Linked DNA regions of Homo sapiens: regions 2, 3, 4, 5, 6 and 7 are each linked to region 1. A link is a contact called in ENCODE Hi-C or POLR2A ChIA-PET data. All regions are on one chromosome and are shown on one strand. The core of a region is the stretch at or near the end of the contact, and the rest is flanking DNA. Distances in the headings are between cores, read along the strand shown.

The links. Hi-C counts contacts between places; a loop is a spot of excess contacts on that map. ChIA-PET counts read pairs that join two places held with the same protein, here RNA polymerase II (POLR2A). Pooled maps may share reads with other maps.
Region 2: a map of CD8-positive, alpha-beta T cell shows a loop between it and region 1 (13-fold over the local background). The contact joins the promoter of TXNDC9 here to the promoter of ACTR1B in region 1. A Hi-C loop is called at or near these places in 4 of 168 maps with a recorded cell type or tissue (CD4-positive, alpha-beta memory T cell, CD8-positive, alpha-beta T cell and naive thymus-derived CD4-positive, alpha-beta T cell), 7 of 37 single-sample maps with no recorded cell type and 19 of 50 pooled maps.
Region 3: a loop to region 1 is called in a map with no recorded cell type, with 10 times the contacts of the local background. The contact joins the enhancer-like site here to the promoter of ACTR1B in region 1. A Hi-C loop is called at or near these places in 1 of 37 single-sample maps with no recorded cell type and 5 of 50 pooled maps. POLR2A ChIA-PET finds 5 or more read pairs at or near these places in 1 of 52 experiments (T-cell).
Region 4: a loop to region 1 is called in a map of ascending aorta, with 4 times the contacts of the local background. The contact joins the promoter of CIAO1 here to the promoter of ACTR1B in region 1. A Hi-C loop is called at or near these places in 1 of 168 maps with a recorded cell type or tissue (ascending aorta) and 12 of 50 pooled maps. POLR2A ChIA-PET finds 5 or more read pairs at or near these places in 1 of 52 experiments (CD8-positive, alpha-beta T cell).
Region 5: a loop to region 1 is called in a map with no recorded cell type, with 8 times the contacts of the local background. The contact joins the promoter of ITPRIPL1 here to the promoter of ACTR1B in region 1. A Hi-C loop is called at or near these places in 2 of 37 single-sample maps with no recorded cell type and 8 of 50 pooled maps. POLR2A ChIA-PET finds 5 or more read pairs at or near these places in 2 of 52 experiments (Caco-2 and HEK293T).
Region 6: a loop to region 1 is called in a map of sigmoid colon, with 10 times the contacts of the local background. The contact joins the promoter of ARID5A here to the promoter of ACTR1B in region 1. A Hi-C loop is called at or near these places in 1 of 168 maps with a recorded cell type or tissue (sigmoid colon), 3 of 37 single-sample maps with no recorded cell type and 13 of 50 pooled maps. POLR2A ChIA-PET finds 5 or more read pairs at or near these places in 1 of 52 experiments (activated naive CD4-positive, alpha-beta T cell).
Region 7: a map of CD14-positive monocyte shows a loop between it and region 1 (7-fold over the local background). The contact joins the promoter of KANSL3 here to the promoter of ACTR1B in region 1. A Hi-C loop is called at or near these places in 3 of 168 maps with a recorded cell type or tissue (CD14-positive monocyte, CD4-positive, alpha-beta T cell and naive thymus-derived CD4-positive, alpha-beta T cell), 3 of 37 single-sample maps with no recorded cell type and 17 of 50 pooled maps.

The regions. Positions count from the first base shown.
Region 1 is chr2:97,662,785-97,665,306 of GRCh38, forward strand. It overlaps ACTR1B (actin related protein 1B), which reads right to left and starts at 1,260. Exons shown (of 11, transcript NM_005735.4): 1 at 1,059-1,260. The coding sequence starts at 1,106. It overlaps LOC124900516 (U4 spliceosomal RNA), which reads right to left and starts at 1,947; the gene lies at 1,807-1,947. It also overlaps a transcript of C2orf92 not described here and the pseudogene RNU4-8P. RefSeq lists enhancers at 1-363, 329-398, 1,439-1,778 and silencers at 759-818, 899-1,358.
Region 2 is chr2:99,335,069-99,337,590 of GRCh38, forward strand. TXNDC9 (thioredoxin domain containing 9) reads right to left here and starts at 1,265. Exons shown (of 5, transcript NM_005783.4): 1 at 1,171-1,265. EIF5B (eukaryotic translation initiation factor 5B) reads left to right here and starts at 2,321. Exons shown (of 24, transcript NM_015904.4): 1 at 2,321-2,521. The coding sequence starts at 2,487. RefSeq lists enhancers at 750-979, 1,033-1,573, 1,110-1,159, 1,410-1,559, 1,920-1,969 and 4 more.
Region 3 is chr2:96,162,635-96,165,156 of GRCh38, forward strand. No RefSeq gene overlaps it. Among named protein-coding and RNA genes, the nearest start is that of DUSP2, 18 kb to the left of the region's middle. RefSeq lists enhancers at 964-1,243, 2,124-2,173, 2,434-2,513. Within about 2 kb of position 1,262, at least 10 of the 41 ENCODE cell types and tissues checked have a DNase peak (open chromatin) inside an H3K27ac peak, as active enhancers do.
Region 4 is chr2:96,264,968-96,267,489 of GRCh38, forward strand. CIAO1 (cytosolic iron-sulfur assembly component 1) reads left to right here and starts at 1,258. Exons shown (of 7, transcript NM_004804.3): 1 at 1,258-1,522; 2 at 2,354-2,502. The coding sequence starts at 1,384. It overlaps TMEM127 (transmembrane protein 127), which reads right to left and starts at 1,030. Exons shown (of 4, transcript NM_017849.4): 1 at 902-1,030; 2 at 171-545. The coding sequence starts at 414. RefSeq lists silencers at 290-599, 650-859, 870-919 and enhancers at 1,150-1,339, 1,570-1,849, 2,447-2,522.
Region 5 is chr2:96,324,060-96,326,581 of GRCh38, forward strand. It overlaps ITPRIPL1 (ITPRIP like 1), which reads left to right and starts at 1,258. Exons shown (of 3, transcript NM_001008949.3): 1 at 1,258-1,506; 2 at 1,688-1,790. The coding sequence starts at 1,781. RefSeq lists a silencer at 1,173-1,422 and an enhancer at 1,445-1,945.
Region 6 is chr2:96,535,488-96,538,009 of GRCh38, forward strand. It overlaps ARID5A (AT-rich interaction domain 5A), which reads left to right and starts at 1,265. Exons shown (of 7, transcript NM_212481.3): 1 at 1,265-1,343. The coding sequence starts at 1,340. RefSeq lists silencers at 1,184-1,543, 2,224-2,433.
Region 7 is chr2:96,637,047-96,639,568 of GRCh38, forward strand. KANSL3 (KAT8 regulatory NSL complex subunit 3) reads right to left here and starts at 1,266. Exons shown (of 21, transcript NM_001115016.3): 1 at 1,237-1,266; 2 at 1-139. The coding sequence starts at 89. RefSeq lists a silencer at 986-1,195.

The DNA.
Region 1 (2,522 bases), core at 10-2,509:
TGATTAGCCTATACGAGTTATTTGCACGTCAAGAAAGGAAGTAGCCTGCTCCTTCCTGCAGCGTCCTGCTGGTGTGACAGCACGTCCCCAAGCTCAGTGCTAACCTCCTTATTAAACATCCCCTGCTGTGACTCAGGGAACCCACATGGGTACTCTAAAACAGTCATTCAGGGACCCCACGGGGTCATGTGGGAGGGAGACAGATCCCAGAAAGAGCACAAGTGAGTCATTACCAAAAACTCCAAGGCCCGCACACCGGACGCACATACCCAGCTAGGGGCAGACTCAAAGATCCCAGCCCTTATCTTCTCCCCATATCAGAGCTCGGAAGCCAGAAATCTTCCTAAGGCAGGTGAAAGCAAGCCGAGCCCCACTGCTGAAGGACAAAGCCACAGGAAGCCTGATGACATCTTTCCTCTGAGGCTTCCAAACGATCACCCCAAATTGCTTGCTGATACTGGGAAGAGTGGCCATGAACTCTCCATTGCTCTGCTGGCTGTGGAATGTTTGCTCAGCACAGGAAGCATTTAAGGAGAAAGTCAAAGTAGCCAAAAGGCAAACCAGATGGTGGTGGACATGTGGGTGACAGAGCATCCTGCATTTGTTGCCTCGGGGTGCAGCCCCAAAGATAAAGCCAGCAGTGTGCAAATGACAAATGCTACCCCACCTCCGCCAGGCAGCCAGAGCCAGGGCCGAAGGACGCGGAAAGGAACTGGTGTGGAAACCTGCCCAGGAACCGCACTCTCAACTGAGAAGAGTCCGGGGCGCGTCCCCGCCCGGCCGCCCGGCTGTCACTCAAGCTCTCCTGAACTTCCCCGCCCGACTCGGGGAGGGGTCGGGGAAGAGGCTCTGCGACGCGGGCGAGGGGGCTCGCCCCATGGCCGGCCTTACAAGGCCAAGAGGGCGCGCGCCCCCGGGGCGAAGCCAGCGGCCCGGCGGGGGCGACGGCCACGCAGTGAGCGGAGGACGCGCCGAGGCGGGCGGGGGTCTCTCCCTGCGCCGCCGCGTGCGCCCCCGGGGGCGGGGCGCCCGCCCTCCCCCTGGCTGCCGGGCCTCACGTTGTCGATGACCACAGGCTGGTTGGCGATGATGTCGTAGGACTCCATGGCCGGGCCGCGCCGGCCCTGCCCAGCAGGCGGGCTGCAGGAGGCACCGGATGGGCGGGCGGGCGGGAGGACCGGGACGGCGGCGGCTCCCGACGCGGCGCCGCTGCCCTCCCTCCCCGAGCCTGCAGCCTACGCGAGCCCCGCGGGGCTTTCTGGAGGGCGGGCCCGGCGGCCAATCATCGCTCCCACCTGGCCCGATTGACAGCAGGTGCCCGGGGCTGGCTGCGCGAAGGGGGCGGGGCCTCCGGAGGCTGGCCAGCCAATTGAGGTCGTCCGGAAAAAAGTGGTCGCGGCGTTGCCAAGGTAGGCTGCGCAGTGTCTGGGATGATGTCATGGCTCCGTCTTAAAGGGGACGCGGGCGGCAGAAAGTGGAGCTGGGCTGGTGTGCGCGCGGCCGGAGTCTGTGGAGCTGGAAATTCACCGGTCCAGGAAGACGTCTTTCCCGCGTCCCAGCACCGGTCCAGAAAGACGTCTTTCCCGCGTCCCAGCACCTCGGGCCACGCTCCTTCGTGAGAGCGCCCTCTCCAAGGAGGCCGGCCCTGGATATTTCACCCAAAATATTTATTTTTTCTTTTTTTCTAGGTAAGGTGTCTTGCTCTGTCGCTCAGGCTGGAAATCTTGGGCTCAAGCGATCCTCCCGCGCCAGCCAGTAGGGGGGACTACAGGCGCGCACCATATTTATTTATTTTTACTGAAATAGTCTCCGTAGAGACTGTTAAAAATTGCCGATGTCGACTATATTGCAAGTCGTCACGGTGGGGTATTGCGAAAAGTTTTCAATTAGCAATAATCGCGCTTCGGATAAACCTCATTGGCCACCATACGGCCACCGCGCAACGCTAGCTAATTAAAAAAAATTTTTTTTGTAGAGAAGGGATCTCGCTATGTTCCCCGGGCTAGCCTCGAACTCCTGAGCTTAAGCGATCCTCCCGCTTAGTCTTTCCAAAGCGTTGGGATTACAGGCGTCAGCTATTGCGCACGGCCCCATAATATTTCCTCGTTGAGCACTGAAGAAAAGATCCTTTTCCTTATAAAAATTACAGTTTCGTGGTATTTTGGTCCTGGCATTTATTGAGCACCTGCTCTGTGCCTGCGGAGCACTTCTGCCCACTTTACATAAGTTATATTAAATCCTTGCAACAATATCAGGTAGTTGTATTATTACTCCCATTTTTCAGTCAGGGTCTTCACACTTTGGTAACCTGCCCAAGATTATTGGGTGTGGAATTGGCATGCAGGTAGCCCCCTGCGGCACTGGAGTCAGCTGCTTCAAGAGTGCAGGATAGTTGAGTTCTACATTTGTTTACCAAACGGATCCATAGTTATTTCCCTGTATATATACCTCTCCCAATGGGTTGTGAGCATAAAATTTGTAAAATTGAAGCGGGTGTGCAGAAATCACAAGTGTACATGTAC
Region 2 (2,522 bases), core at 15-2,514, 1.7 Mb after region 1:
CAACAATTAGAGGGCAAGTTTATGTGTATCTCAGGGTTATTACTGCAGAAATGATTTATAATTTGCCTATCAAAGCAGGAGGCTGTTGCATATCAATGAACTATGATACATTTGCAAATAATACTGAAGCACCCCAAACTTCACAACAAACTGTGAATTCATTCACTCAGCTTCTGACACAGATTCTGACCCACACAGGCCCTCTATAAACGTTGAGCTGAAGAGAAATATTCTTGCAAACTTCAATTCTGATTCCTTTTTCTTTACAGGAAAAGGATTTGAAAAGCATACTTGATTTCATCTTTGTATCTCCATAGAACACAGCAGGTACTCAATAAACATGTATTTAACGTTGAATGAACACGTGCCTGACTTCTGTTCAAATTACTACACTGTTAAGTTTCAAAAGTATTTGAGTCTAAAAAACCAAATTGTAAGCTCCTCGTGAGTGCTATAAAATTGGAAAGGTGCTGTATTTCAAACACAGCAAAGATTTCCACGCTCCCTATCGCCCAAGAAAAATGTCAGTAGGACTGTGACCCTCAGTGAGGGGGCTGGAAGGAGAAGATAATAAGATACTGAATTGAACGTTGGAAGCTGTGCTCCAGGGATAAGCACAGAGAATGCCTACCCTGGAACTTTATAGAATGAGCCCAGAATTTAATTATGGGATAACTGGAAAAAGACGAGATTAAGAAGAGCTATTCTGGGTGTAGGTGTTGGTGGTCAGAGCATTGAGAATGGGGTAAAGAGACGATGCAACCCCTCGTTAGCTTTTCATTTTTCAAACCACAGCCTCTGATTCTTCCTTTTTACAGCTCCGCTGGAAGGGTGGGACGGGACACAGCGCGTCCTCAAATTCCCTAGTCATTTCCTGGACACCCTTACAGGTATCCGCCAAAACAATCAAGGGGCCTGGTCCTTAACTGAACCCCAGGTACCTCCCCAATGGCAAGCCGGCCACTCCCTGCGCCCGGGGAAACAGAGGAAAGCACAGTCCCGGTGGCCCCAACTTCGACGCCTCCTGGTGCGCTTGCGCAAGAGCCTCTGCCAGGACACCGACACCGGTGCTGGGGCCGCGCCCCTCCTCCGCTCCGGATGTGGAGCAGCAGAATGTTCACCAGCACCCGGACGTGGTGGTCGGATTCTTCTCACTACCCTCTGCCTCACCTGAGCTCTCGGTGACGCCTGAGAAGTGAAAGAGCAGCAGTTTCAAAAGACACGTCCACTCCGGCTTTTGCCTTGCAGTAGCTGCCGGCGGCTGCAAACGGGCCGTCACATCCGCCTCCTTATTGGCTGCGAACCTCGCGCGATATCACCTTGGACGCCAGAGGAAGGGGCGGGCGGTCGGGTGGCGAACAGTTCTGCGCGTGCGCCTCCCGCCCAGCAGCCCGGAACCCAAGGTGTCCGACCCTTGCTTTCCTCCGGGTACACGGCCGAACTGGAAGGCCGCAAAGCATTGTGGGAGTTGCAGTTTCTTAGTGCGCAGGCTGTCGTGGCCGGACTTTCTCAGGAGCGTGCTTCAGTATTCACGGTCCAGTGCGCCAGACTGGAAATGAGACAGCTGTGCTCTCGCTCAGCCGTGACGCTTGAACTGCGTTTCCATTCTGTTAGTGTTGAATGAACATTTTTCTTTTTTTTGTTTTCTTTTGTTAACATTTTTCCTAAAGTCGAGGCATAAACATATACAGCACAATTAACTTTTGCATAGTTAAAACCCAAAATATCACCGGCCAGATCCAGATATAGAACATTTTCCACCACCCCTGTAGGTCCCCTCTTGACTCTTCGAAACACAGGAATTTTTAGAACTCGCCCTCGCTTTGAGGGTGAAGCTGAAGACCTATGTTAGGGAATTGATCGGCTGTGTCCTGTTCTGTTTTATTCAGTGACTGTACATAATGCATAATGCATGGATGTTACTGAGAGGTCCCTATTTTGTCCTGAATTTATCTCTCTCGCAAACCCCCAGAGGACTCTATTGGTTCGTTGTGGTTCTTTACTGAACTTCGTGCGGCTGAGAATACAAAGATATAAAGGGAAGCCCAAAGCCCACTCCTGAACCGAAGCGTGCGTTCCCCGTTGGGAGAGGGGTGAGGTGGCGAAATTGACAGCTTCATTGTCCACCTCCGGGTTCTAGAACGTGGAAAACCCGCGGGTGTCGGCTCGTGGCGGACGCTTGAGGGCAGGGGGCGCTCGGGCTGCTGCCTGGTCGGCCGGTCAACCGGAGACGCTCTACCCGAAGCGCAGCTCTCGATGAGCCGCGCCCTGCGTCCTCACGCCGAGGCGGCTGGGCGATGCGCTTGCGCACTGAGAACTCACACCATATGTGTCCTGTTCCAGTGCGCGGGTCTGTGGAGAGCCGGGTGCGAGCGGCGGCAGCACGAGGGGAAAAGAGCTGAGCGGAGACCAAAGTCAGCCGGGAGACAGTGGGTCTGTGAGAGACCGAATAGAGGGGCTGGGGCCACGAGCGCCATTGACAAGCAATGGGGAAGAAACAGAAAAACAAGAGCGAAGACAGG
Region 3 (2,522 bases), core at 12-2,511, 1.5 Mb before region 1:
TTTTTTTTTTTTCTTTTTTAGACAGCTCTGTCACCCAGGCTAGAGGGCAGTGGTGCGATCACAGCTCACTGCAGCCTCAACCTCCCGGACACAAGCCATCCTCCCACCTCAACCTCCTGGGTAACTGGGACCACAGGCGCACATCACCACACCCGGCTAATTTTTTGTATTTTTGGTAGAGATGGAGTTTCACCGTGTTGCCCAGGCTGGTCTCGTGGGCTCAAGCAATCTGTCTCGACCTCCCAAAGTGCTGGGATTACAGGCGTGAGCCACCGCACCCGGCCTACATTCTACATGAACATAAATGTGTATGAAAAGCTCTAGGACAAAAAGTCTGGTTACAAATCAAGGAAAAAGCGTTGAACCACCAGAAGGGGATGGTGACTCAGTGAGCCTCGTGGCACCCCTCAGTTGGGGCTGCTGGGGAAGTGGGGGGACAAGCCTTCCACTAAGTGAGACTTGACTGTGGTCTGGACTGTGAAGGAGGACCCCGAGGCTGGCTGAAGGTGTGGGGGAGCCATGGACCTGACAAGGAAAGAGAATGATGGGCCAGAGGGGAGGCTGCAGACCTCAGAGAGGAGGGATCTCAGGAAAAGCCCTGAGCAGGCCAAGGGGGGCAGGCTCAGGCTAGGTGGGCACAAAGGCCCCGGTGACATTGACCACACCACTCAGGCCGGGGGTTTCCTCTGCGCCCTGTGCTGGCCGACCTGCCCGGAATGGCTTCACCCACCCCTCCCCTGCCCATCCTTGAGACCCCTCAGGTTTCGCTTCCTCCAGGAAGGCTTCCCAGATCCCCAGGCTGAATCAAGGGCTTCTCCCAGAGCCTCCCAGAGCTTGGGCTCGCCTCTGGCCTTCACAGGCCTCATCAAGGCACCCACCCAATACTGGTGCCTCCCTGAAGCCAGCGAGTGGGCCTTGGCGGGTTCGCTTTCCCCACACCTGGCTCAGGCCTGGCCTGCAGTGTTGGCTGATGGACAGCTGGTGAGCTATTTACCCTGTTTCTCCATTGGTGGCCTTGGGTAGGTACCAGGCCTCCCTGGGGGAGCCGGGAGCCCTTATTAAGGTTTGATCCCCATCTCTCTGAAAGGCAACATCCTGTCCTTCTCTTGCCCACCATCCCAGTGCAGGGGTCAGATTCTGCCCTGGCCAACAGCCAGGCCAAATGGGGGAGGCCTGTCTCCAAGCAGGATGTAAGGGCTCCCACGCAGCCCAGGGTCTTTTTCCGTGGCTCAGAACATGCTGTACCAGGTGGCCGCCTCTGCTGGGTGTCACCTTGCTTCTCACAGCCCCCTCTCTGCTCACATCCTGTTTCCACCCCTCCAACACTGCTGGGCCCCGCGCCCCCAGCCTCCGCCCCCAGCTGCTGGGTTTTCACGTGGCCTTTCCTGGGTTGCTGTAGGGGCACAGGCCTCTTATTTTTAGCTCCTTGGGGGCTGAAGGAATTTACATCTGAGTCTGCTCTCCTGAAGAGACAGACGGTTTCAAATGTGTCTAATGTGGTCTCCCGGGCAGCCTCAGCCTAGGCCAGCACTAAGGCAGAGGGGAAGGAGTGAGACGGCCAGCCCAGCATCCGGAGGCACACCATGTGGCCTCAGGCAGGGCCCGCAAGCCAGCTGAGCCCCACTTTCCTCAGCTACTAAGTGGGAACCCTGGGGAGGTGACCCCACTGCTGTGAGCCAGGAATAAGGATGCCCATGGGATGGGCAGGGAGGCCCTGGAGATGCCCATGTCAGGGGAAGGAGCCCTCACTCTGGGCCGGAGCCTCACCTACCACACCACCCTGCACAAGTCTATCACACATTTGTTATTTTCCCTAATTATCCCAGAAATCCCCCAACACTAGGAAATTTGGAACACACAGAAAAGATGGCAGAAGACAGAAATGCGTTGCTCATAACCCATCACAGTTCCTATGTGGAGCTGCCCCTCTCTGAGCCCTTTGCAATGCCCTCAGAACGAAAGGCAGGAGGGGAGGTCCCTTACTGAAAACAAAAGCCTACTGTTAGCCCAATAGGGCCTGGCAGGGAGCCCCAGGCAGTGTCCACCAGCCCTCCTCAGGCAGCATCAAGGGACCCAAGCCCCTCTCCCCCTTCCCTTCCTCCTTCCCGGCTGATCCCAGCAGCCCTTCCCTGGTGGCGGCGCTCCCAGAGCCCTGCAGTTTTTCCCCTCCCGAGGTGGGTCCAGGGATGGGCTGTAAGGCCGGGCCTGCCCCCAGGAGACCGGAGACCGCAGCACACATCCTGCAGTGAATATGACTGGTAGTCGCTGGTCCCAACCTCCTCCCTACCAGACGCAGAGGCTTACCCTACACAGACCTCTCACACTTGGCAGAGCCATGTGACTTACTCCAGCCAATGAAACACCACCTCCAGACTCAGGCAATAAAAAGCCCTGTGCGATTTTCCCACTTGCTCATCCTCTGCCATGTCGATGGAGGAGATCTTGAGTTCTCCAGGCACCGCAGCTGCATGACAGCCAGTCGGCCGCATCCGAAGGGCTCTGCCCACTTTTCGACTGGTGAA
Region 4 (2,522 bases), core at 8-2,507, 1.4 Mb before region 1:
AATTAATGAGGGGCCGGACCCCAAACAGAGCCACCTGGTGGGCATGAACACCAGGCAGTTATGGGGCCGTTTCCTTCAACCAAGTGTCTGGTCCCTGGCTATCTCTGCTTCAGCCAGAACACATTCTGTCCCCCACCGAGGCTTTAAGGGCCAGCGCGCAGCACCCTCACCTTTCAGCAGGTCCGGGTGCACATAGCCCAACACGTCGGAGACCCCCAGCTCCTGGCGCGAACAGGTGCCTCCGTGGATGTGCAACCAGGCGGGCTCGGCGAGGGCAGTGCACAGCGCCGTGATAGACAGGGCGCCAGGCAGGGCCGAGGCCAGGCTACGCTCCGGCTGCTTGGGCAGAGCGCTGCCTCCCGGGCTCCTCCGCCGGCGCCCGCCGGGCAGCCCTGCGCCTCCGGGGGCGTACATGCCCGGGGCCGCCCGCCGTCGCTCCGCAGTCGCTGCTGGTCGCCGCCGACCTCCGCGGGGCGCGCAGAGCCTGACAGTCCGGTGGAGGATAGCAACGCTCCGGGTTCGCTGCAGGTGAAGCCGGGACTGGGCTGTCAGGGTTGACACCAGAGGATAGGGGGGTGGGACCCGGGGCTGACGGAGACGGGGAGGGCTGCGGGAATTCGGGGGGCGGAGACAGGAGACTCCGGAATGGGACTGCGGGACGACAACCGAAGAGGGCCAGGGGCCAGATGGGGTCTGGGCAGACTCGAGTGGGGGGCGGAGGGATCGGGGATCGGCTACTGCTAGAGCAAAGACCCGGAGTCAGGGTCTCAGCCAGAGGATGCCGAGGGGCGGAGGACCGGGCTGGGCCGCGGGGATCGGGGACCCGTGATCTGGGACCGGCGGTTTGGGGTGCGACCTGTGCGCAGAAAAGACCCTCCCCACGCCGCCCACTGTTCCTCACCAGTCAGCAGGCCCCAGGGCTGGGATGGTGCTGCTCAGCCCAGTCACGGGCTTCTCGGCTGCCGGGGGCCGAGCGTTCCCAGGCCCCAATCCCGCAACGCCCGGACAGACCCGGGGCCGATGCACTTCCGGCTTCCTCCTCCTCTGCCTCCGCCTCCTCCGGCTCCCCGCCCCGTCCCCCGCGCGCGTCACAGCCTGGGCGCGCCGCCGGCTCTGCGCAGGGCCTCACGGGACTGGTAGTTCGAGGCGGTCCCGCGATGCTTTCCCTGCCGAGGTGAGGGGAGCGACTACAACTCCCAGAGGGTATGGCGGCCGCAGCAGTGGGCAGTTGAGTTTCCGGGGCGACCCAGGTCCTCCGGCGGAAGCGGGAGCCTCTGTCGGCCGCGGAAGCCTGGAGTGGGCGGTACGCAGACGCGCGCGGTGAGACCCGCTGTCTGCTCAGCGGACTCTGCCCGCCCCCACCTCCCCCTGCGTCGGGCCGACATGAAGGACTCGCTGGTGCTGCTGGGCCGTGTCCCGGCGCACCCGGACTCCCGCTGCTGGTTCCTGGCCTGGAACCCCGCGGGGACCCTGCTGGCCTCGTGCGGCGGCGACCGGAGAATCCGCATCTGGGGCACGGAGGGTAAGGCCCAGCCTGGTTGCGCGGCCCTCAGCGCTGAGGGCTCAGCCTGCGCGTAGTGCAGGCGCTCAGCCTGCAGGGGAGGCTGAACCTGTTCCTGGCGGAGGGAGAGTGGGATGTTAGCCACGCCGAGAAGGGCTTTACAGGCAAAGAAGTCTGCGACTGTTGGGAGGAAAAACGTCAGCAGACAAGCTGAAATGTCAAGGGAATTGTGTTAGCTGCAGAGGCAGGAAAATGGGAAAAGAGAGGTGTTAGGAAAGTGGCCTTCAGAGTAACTTGCGACTGGATGGTCACATTTTATCCCGAGGGCATTGGGGAACCAATAGCAATTTTAGATCAGATTTGTTTTAGAAAGATGCCTCCAGAGGTTGGGCGCGGTGGCTCACGCCTGTAATCCTAGCAGTTTGGGAAGCAGAGGCGGGTAGATCACCTGAGGTCAAGAGGTCAAGACCAGCCTGGCCAACATGGTGAAACCCCGTCTCTACTAAAACTACAAAATTAGCTGGGCGTTGTGGCGGGCACCTGTAATCCCAGCTACTCGGGAGGCTGAGGCAGGAGAATCCCTTGAACCCAGGAGGCGAAGATTGCAGTGAGCCGAGATTGTGCCATTGCACCCCAGCCTGGGCATCAGAGCAAAAACTCCGTCTCAAAAAAAAAAAAAAAAAAAAAAAAAAGCTTCCAGACGAAGTAGATTCATTTGCATCTTTGTAAAAGCTGTGAAATACACTCCCTGAGCTTTCCCCCACTAGCTTGATTCCAGTGCTAGCCCCTGATATTGAATGGCTTCATGGTGCTGCACCCAGCTCCAGAGCCTGGCCTGCGCTCCGCCTTTAGGTGACAGCTGGATCTGCAAGTCTGTCCTTTCTGAAGGCCACCAGCGCACCGTGCGGAAGGTAGCCTGGTCCCCCTGCGGTAATTACCTGGCCTCTGCCAGCTTTGATGCTACCACTTGCATTTGGAAGAAGAACCAGGATGACTTTGAGGTACCCAGGCTGGTTGGGAC
Region 5 (2,522 bases), core at 8-2,507, 1.3 Mb before region 1:
CAATAACCTGTGATCTATTTTTCATAATTCACATTTATAAAAAGTAACTTTGGAACTTCAGTCATTGTCAGCTAGCAGACAGTTTTTCCTGCTCCACAATTAAATAAGTCAGTATTCTTGGAAGTATTGTACAAGTTGTTTGGGAGCTCCCTACACATTGCCACTGGATAAGAAGACCTGAAACCCAGCCATGTGTGATGGCTTACACATATAATCCCAGCATTTTGGGAGGCCGAGGCGGGCAGATCACCTGAGGTCAGGAGTTCGAGACCAGCATGGCCAACATGGTGAAACCCCGTCTTTACTAAAAATACAAAAATTAGCTGGACATGGTGGCATACACCTGTGGTCCCAGCTACTCAGTAGGCTGAGGCAGGAGAATCACTGGAACCTGGGGCGGGTAGGCTGCAGTGAGCCAAGATGGTGCCACTACACTCCAGCCTGGGTGACAGAGCGAAACTCTTTCTCAAAAACAAACAAACAAATAAAAACCCTGAAACTTGTCTTTCAGCAGAGGGATTTTAGTGAGTTAGTATCAAGGGGTCATCACTTCCTTTTCTTCTTGGATAGCTGACACAAGACAGGAAGACTAAGGGCTCTTTCTGATATCTGAAGATCCCTTTCAGGAAACCCATTCTGTTGTGTTTCTTAAGGTGTGATAAAGCTTGTCCAGCCTCCACACCGTATAAAGTTCTCCTTTATACACCCATGTATCAGCAGAGCTGCCCTGTAGGTAGGATTCTTACTCCCACGTGGCCAGTGAGTAGCAAGCAAGGCCCCAAGTAAGGTCTTTGGGTGCTGTCTGTTCTTTCATGAGAGTCACTTTGATATGAGAAAGGGGTTGGGGAAAGATGCCTGAGTCTGGGCGTGGGCTGGGAGGGAAGCACATTTAGGGTGCTGAAACCACATCTTATTTCGTGTGCCATTTTGCTCAGGGCCAGCCCGAAGTGAGAATGGCTTTTCTCGGTCAATTCCTAGTTTTGCCACCATCATCCTTACACCCGAATCCTAGTAAGTCTGTTCTCCACTGAACTGAGCTGAGTGCAGCTGACAGCAGGCACGGCGGTGCCCCATTTGCCACCCCAGGGAGGCCGAGCAGCGGAGAGTGTGTGGCCACGGCCCCTCCACTCTCCCAGCAAACCCACGGGGGCCTCGGTGCGGACAGAGACCCGGTGTGGGGAGGCCGCTGCCCCTGCACGCTGGGCCACGGGGGTTTGGGCGGGGAGGAGCTTGTACTGGGTGGGCGGGGAGGAGCCCGGACGGCGGGAGCGGCTGCGGCGCGCGGGCGCCCTCGGAGCCGCGTGCTGGGGGTCGTAGGGGCCCACCGCGCTCAGCCAGACGTTCAGACGCTCGGACAAGCATGGTCTATAACCCAGGAAAGGGGAGCAGGGCCACTCCCGCGGGCGGCCCCAGCGATGAACCGGACGCCCCCACCCTGCCGGGAAAAAAGCAGTGGCGGTCAGGCCGCGCTGTCTCTTTAAGATCGTGTTCCTACTAACACTGACGGTGAGTAACCTGGCCCTGGGTCCCGGGAGACATCCCGAGGTAGGATGGGCCCTTGGCCTCCTACGGATAGGCGGGTGAGAGTACAAATCTCTGGGCGTGGAATTTGGGGAAGTTATGAATGGGGGGAGGGTCGGGTTCCGATTTGAGCCAAAGCCCCCAGGTACCTTGTACATTTTAACAGGGCTCCTAGAGAGGGCGGGGAGACGAAGCAAGGCCAAGTTCCAAAGGGAGGATAGGCCCAGCTGGCTTCAGCGTCCACACGGCATAGTCCTTCATGAATGTTGGTAAGCGCGGTAGCTTGTGAATTAGGGTGAGTGGCAGAAGCTCGGGCTTCACGGGTGGGTGGGGAGGCAGTGGAACTGACCACTGCCGGCTGTCAGGTAGGCCTTGGGCACCTGGTTCTGCAGACAGTTTTCTGAACTAAGAAGTGAAGCTAGCCTGCCCACACACGGGGTATCCACTAGCCCCTTAGGAGCAGAGAGGGCACCGTAGCAAGCAGCTGGCGGCACTGTGCCTCTCTTGCGCTCCCTGGGCAGAGAGGGAGAGGCTGAGTGATGAGGCTCACTTCATACTGGGTGAGCAGAATGAAGACTGTGAAGTCACAGAGGAAGTGGAATGCTACAACTGGCTGCCGGGGCAGAGGAAAGGTGTCACCCAGGCAGGTTCAGGGCTTTCTGGCTATAAAAGGGAGCCTCTGGGATCAGCAGGTCATATCTGGTGCCCATGGTTGACTGAGGAGTCGGGTGAGGCCACCCTACCACAAGGGTCCCCCTCCCCATCCTACACAGGAATGAAAACAGTCCCATGTACACTTTCTGGAAGCCTAAATACCACCCACACCATGTGGAAGGAAAGCAGGAGAGAGACTGAGTGGCACATCCTTTCGCCCTCTTTTCTCTCGAACCTCCTCCCAGGCCGACCACCCTTGCTGTGTCCAAGCCAAGCTCTGTGGGCTTTCTGTTCCTCCTGAGTAGCTGATTTTCAGAATTTGGGGTACCAGGGCTCTGGGGAATGTG
Region 6 (2,522 bases), core at 15-2,514, 1.1 Mb before region 1:
CTTCCATCCCAGGGCCAAAGGGTAAGGGCCAGGGTTTCAGGTTCACCAAACTGCAGCCCTGGTCCCTTCGTTTAGTGTGAGGAGGGGCACCAGTATGATGAGTGGTTAGTAATGGGTGCAAAGCGGGTGGGGGGATGCCTGGGTATGAGGGCTCCTCTTCCTGGGTCTAGCTCTGGCTCCAACACCTACCAGCTGTGCTACTTGAGCTAATCTCTCAGACCTCAGTTTTACGCTATAAAATGAGGACAATGATGGTGTCAAGTGCATAGAGCTATTATGAGTATTAAAATTCATCAACAAAGATTTTTGTGTAGCTTCTATGTGCTAGGAACAGGGTTCCCATCCTAGCTAGCCACCTGCTGAGACTGAAACCCTGAGCCTCCATTTCTTCCTCTTTGGCCTGCACAGGTCCAGGTTGCTGCTATGGCTGGCTGGGCACCTCCTCCTGCCTCCATTCGCCCTAGGCCTCATTCCCACCTCCCACAGCCTGAACTCATGCCCCTTCTTTGGACTACTCAGCTTGTAGCTGCCACACTCTGTCTGCATTATGTGTGTGGACATTGACTATTACTGGCAGGCCTGGCCACAGAGCCTAGGCCAAGGATTTACTAGTTTGGTCCTTGTCTAGCTCACACTAACCACCTCTCCTTTTTTTTTTTTTTTTTTTTTTTTTTTTTTTTTTTGAGGCAGGGTCTCCGTCTATTGCCCAGGATCCAGGATAGAGTGCAGTGGTGTGATCAAAACACACTGCAGCCTCGACCTTCTGGGCTCAAGTGATCCTCCCGCCTCCGCCTCCCAAAGCAGGGATTCCAGGCGTGAGCCGCCGCTCCCGGCCTCACCTGGCCTTCTTTGTTGGGCTAGGTGGGGACTGGGAAATGCACAGGGCCACTTTCAAATCAAAGTCAGAAGCACTTTGCTCGCTCCACAGAGTCCTCAGTGCTCTGCTGAAAGCAAGGAGGCTTTTTCCAAGGCTCTAGTTTTGCCTCCAGGGAAACTGAGGCACAAGGCAGCAATGATTACTGAGGGTCCTGCCTCCGCTCCTCTAGGTGAGGAGCCTATTCCAGGGGCTCCAGTCTGAAAGCCTAGAGGCGAGGGGCGCGCACTACAATTCCCAGAGGTCCCCGGACTCAAGGGCGGTCCCCGCCCCCCGCCTTCTCCGCGCGACGAAGCCGGGCTTACCAATGGGAGCCCGGAGTGGGGCGAGCAGGGGCGGGACGGGGCGGGACTGCGGGGAGGTGGCCGGCGGGCCGCGCCGCGAGCCAGTATCTCAGAGAGCGCGGGGTCCGGACAGCCGCGCGCTGAGGGTCTCGGGGCGGGCGCCGCGGGACCTCTCCGGGCCATGGGTAAGCGGCTCTGCGGCGCGGCCCGGACAGGGGCTCGGCGGCCCTGCAGGGAGGTTCAAGGTGCCGGCGCCGGGTCCCCTCCAGCCCTCGTGGCAGTCGGTGCGCTGTGTGGGGCGGAGAGGGGCCCGGGGTGGGTTTCGGGGCGCGGGCCAAGGGGAGCGAGCCCGGCCCGCGGCTTCAGCGCTCCCCGGCCGGCGCGGAAGGGGTGAGGCTGGGCGTCCGCGCGAGCTTCGAGAAAAGGAAAGACAAAAAGTTTTGGCGGCCAGGGGCTTCCCGGGCGTTTATCTCGAAACTCTTTTCGCCGTCTCTTGCCTGAAATATGCCGAGCCCGGTACGGCTCTGTCGTCCCACTTCCTGCTGCGGTTTCCACCTCGAGCTGGGCTCAGCTAATTTGTTGTGACAGCTGTCGGCAGCCGCCCCTCCGCCCCGTGACATCCCGCAGGTTTCAGAACCGCGGCGCCGCCGGGCACAGACTCCGGGTCCAGAGCGCGCGGCCCTTTCCTCTGCGGCCGCCGTTTCCTGAAAGGGGCTGCGCGGGTGTGAAGAACTTGCTCAATGCGCTTTGTAGGATCCACTGTTCCTCTTTCGGCCGCGGGCTGCGCCGATGGTCCGGGGAGCCCGGCTTCTCGCCCCCTGCCCCTTCCTTCTCTTCCCTTTTCTCTTTTCCTCTCCTGTCTCTCCGCCCACCCGCCGCAGCCCCACAGGAGAGGGGTCGCTTCCCTGGTTGCTCTCCTCTCCTGTCCCTTGTGTGTCCCCTTGTCTTCCCTCGGTCTGCAGAAGGGACGGGGTGGCGGCTGGGGAGCGTCAGGGGAAGAGGGCAAGAGCGTGGGCTACGAGCTTGCAGGCGATGCCCGGCTTCGCGCTCGGCGGGAGCTGCGGGCCAACCCGGGCCCGCGCTCCGTCCCTCCGCGGTGTCTAGGGGTCGCCCGGGCTGGGGTCGCGTCACCCTCCGCCCAGCGCCGGCGTGGTGGGGCTTGCGCGGTGCAGGACCCCCGAGGGCCCAGGGGGTCCCAAGGCGCTGCGGGTCCAGTGTCCCTTTGTTTGCAGAGTCTTGGGCCAGTAAGGAGTGCTCCGCGGGCCCCAGGGGAGGACAACAGGTGCCTCTTGCCCCACCCGGGCTCCTCTGGTGGGAGCCCACACGCACGGTGGCGTCACTGCGCCTACAGGCAACGCTAGAGC
Region 7 (2,522 bases), core at 16-2,515, 1.0 Mb before region 1:
CGTTCATGCACTGAAAGCTGGAAGAGCAGCGAGGTGCCCATGCGTCGAGCTGAAGTCTGGAAGTCCCTCTCCCCACCCCGGTGGGCCATGTCAGTGGAGGGGCAGAAAGTCAGAGCATGGGTATCTGCATGCTAGTCACCTGCAGTGAAAAGTTTCAGTTTAGGTCAATTCCAATATCCTAAATTTCTCCCAATCTACACCATCTAACATGCTTACTTTTGTAACCTACTATCATTCCTATTGAGTATCCATTTCACGGCAGACCTCTGGTGGGGACGGTTCGTGGAATCCCACACCAACACCAAAAAAAAAGAAAAAAAAAACTATGGTGCCACGAGTTGTCCCATACTCAACCTCTAGCGAACTGAAATTACCTAACGGGAGAGCTCACCGACCCCAAGGTTCAGAAAGACCTCGCGTGGACAGACAGTAAACTTGCTTGGCCAGCACCACTTCCTAGGTGGGCAGGAAGGGTTTTGACAAACAGGAAATCACAAATATGAATTCGTTGAAAGCTAAGGATCTCTGTTGCTTCACACCATCCTCTAACGACAATGCGAAGGGAGCCGGGGCCGCAGCTAGAGCGTGGGCACCCCTAAAGGGCAGGGCAACGCCGGCCTCAAAAAAGCGAATCCCAGCTAGGGCTCCACTTCTTCAAGCCTCTCGTATTGTGCGAAACAAAAGTTCTGTTAAGTACTTCGTAATATTCCAGAGTTGTTTACATAAAAATGAAAACTGCCCCCCCAACAAAGCCTGTGACAAAATGATCCCCGTGGAAGCCCTTTCACCCTCACCCCCAGTGAGGCGTCCCTAGCAAACCGCCCAGGACCCCGGCTGCCCCGCAGGCGTTCCCGCCACTGAGCCTCCACACGGCCCATCTAGGAGACAGGGCTATGACTCGCATTTTACAGACGAAGTCGCCAGCTCGGGGAACTGAAGCGATTTGGCCAAGGTCATCCAGAGTTCGCGACGAGGAGGAGCCGCCTGGCCCCCGCCTCCCGCCTCCCGCTCCCTGGGGCAGGGCTCGGCGTCCGCGTCACGGAGGCCCAGACGCGGCCCCTGCCAGCCCGCCCCCGGCCCGACCCGCCCCGCCCGACCAGCACCGGCAGCCGGCCCTAGCCCGGGCCCCCGCATGCCCCGGGAGCCCTGAAGCCCTCGCCGAGACCCCCGGCCGTCCCAACCACGGCCGCGATCCCCACGGCCCGCCACTCCCCTCGAAGCCAACGCTGCTCTCACCCGCGGTCTTACGGCCGCGCGCTCGGCCACGGCCGGATCCCTAAGCGCGTGCGCGTTAACGCCTCCACGCCCCGGCGCTGCGGGCACCGAGTAAAACGCGGAAGCGGGTTACGGCCTGGGAAGGGAGAGGCGGTGAGCGGCAAAGCCCGGAACGGATGAAGCTCCGGCGCCTCTGTCCGGAAGAGGAGAGCCAAGAACACGCGAGCATGTCCGAAGCAGAAAGTCAACAACTAGGCTGGAGTTTCCCCCTCGCGCATATTCAGTAGGGAAAGCGAGGGCGGAGGACTAGGCTGGCTTCTACGGCCCCAGTTCTCGCCACCCCCACCGTGTTGGTCCTTTGTGCCCTCTGGGCGGTCGAGCACCCAACGGTCCACCTCCACCAGGGCAGCCACCTGAATTTACTCATTAAGAATTTACCTAATGTGGCTCACGCCTGTAATCCCAGCGCTTTGGGAGGCCTAGGCGGGAGGACCTCTTGAGCTCAGGAGTTTGAGATGAGCCTGGCCAATATGATGAGACCCCCGTATCTACAAAAAATTTTAGAAATTAGGTGTGTGTGATAGTGGTGTATGCCTGTAGTCCCAGCTACCCGGGAGGCTGAGGTGGGAGGATCACTTGAGTCTGGGAGGTCCAGGCTGCAATGAGCCATGGTTGCACCACTGCACTCCAGCCTGGACGACGGAGTGAGACTACGTCTCAAAAAAAAAAAAAAAGAATTTTGTTACTGACCCTAGATTGTTTTGTGTGGTTAACTTTCCTATGTGTTTTGTGTAGAGAGAGTAGATCCTCAAAATCAGGGACATTAACCTTTGTATCCTCCAGAGAACATACACCCAGAACATAGGTAATTGTTCAAATGTTGACTGATCAATAATTGGTTATTTGGTTGACTGACTGACAACATGACATCAAGAGACATGAGACAAGACAGCAAGAGACATGGTTCAAGATGATAAATCTCACCCGGGATCTGTGGCTCATGCCTATAATCCCAGTACTTTGGGAGGCCAAGGTGGGAAGATTGCTTGAGCCCAAGAGTTCAAGACTAGCCTGCACAAAACAGTGAGACTTCGTTTCTATTTAAAAAAAGAAATGGCCGGGTGCGGTGGCTCACGCCTGTAATCCCAGCACTTTGGGAGGCTGAGGAGGGTGGATCACGAGTTCAGGAGTACAAAACCAGCCTGGCCAACATAGCGAAATCCTGTCTCTACTAAAAATACAAAAATTAGCCAGGTGTGGTGGCGCATGCCTGTAATCCCGGCTACTCGGGAGGCTGAGGTGGGAGA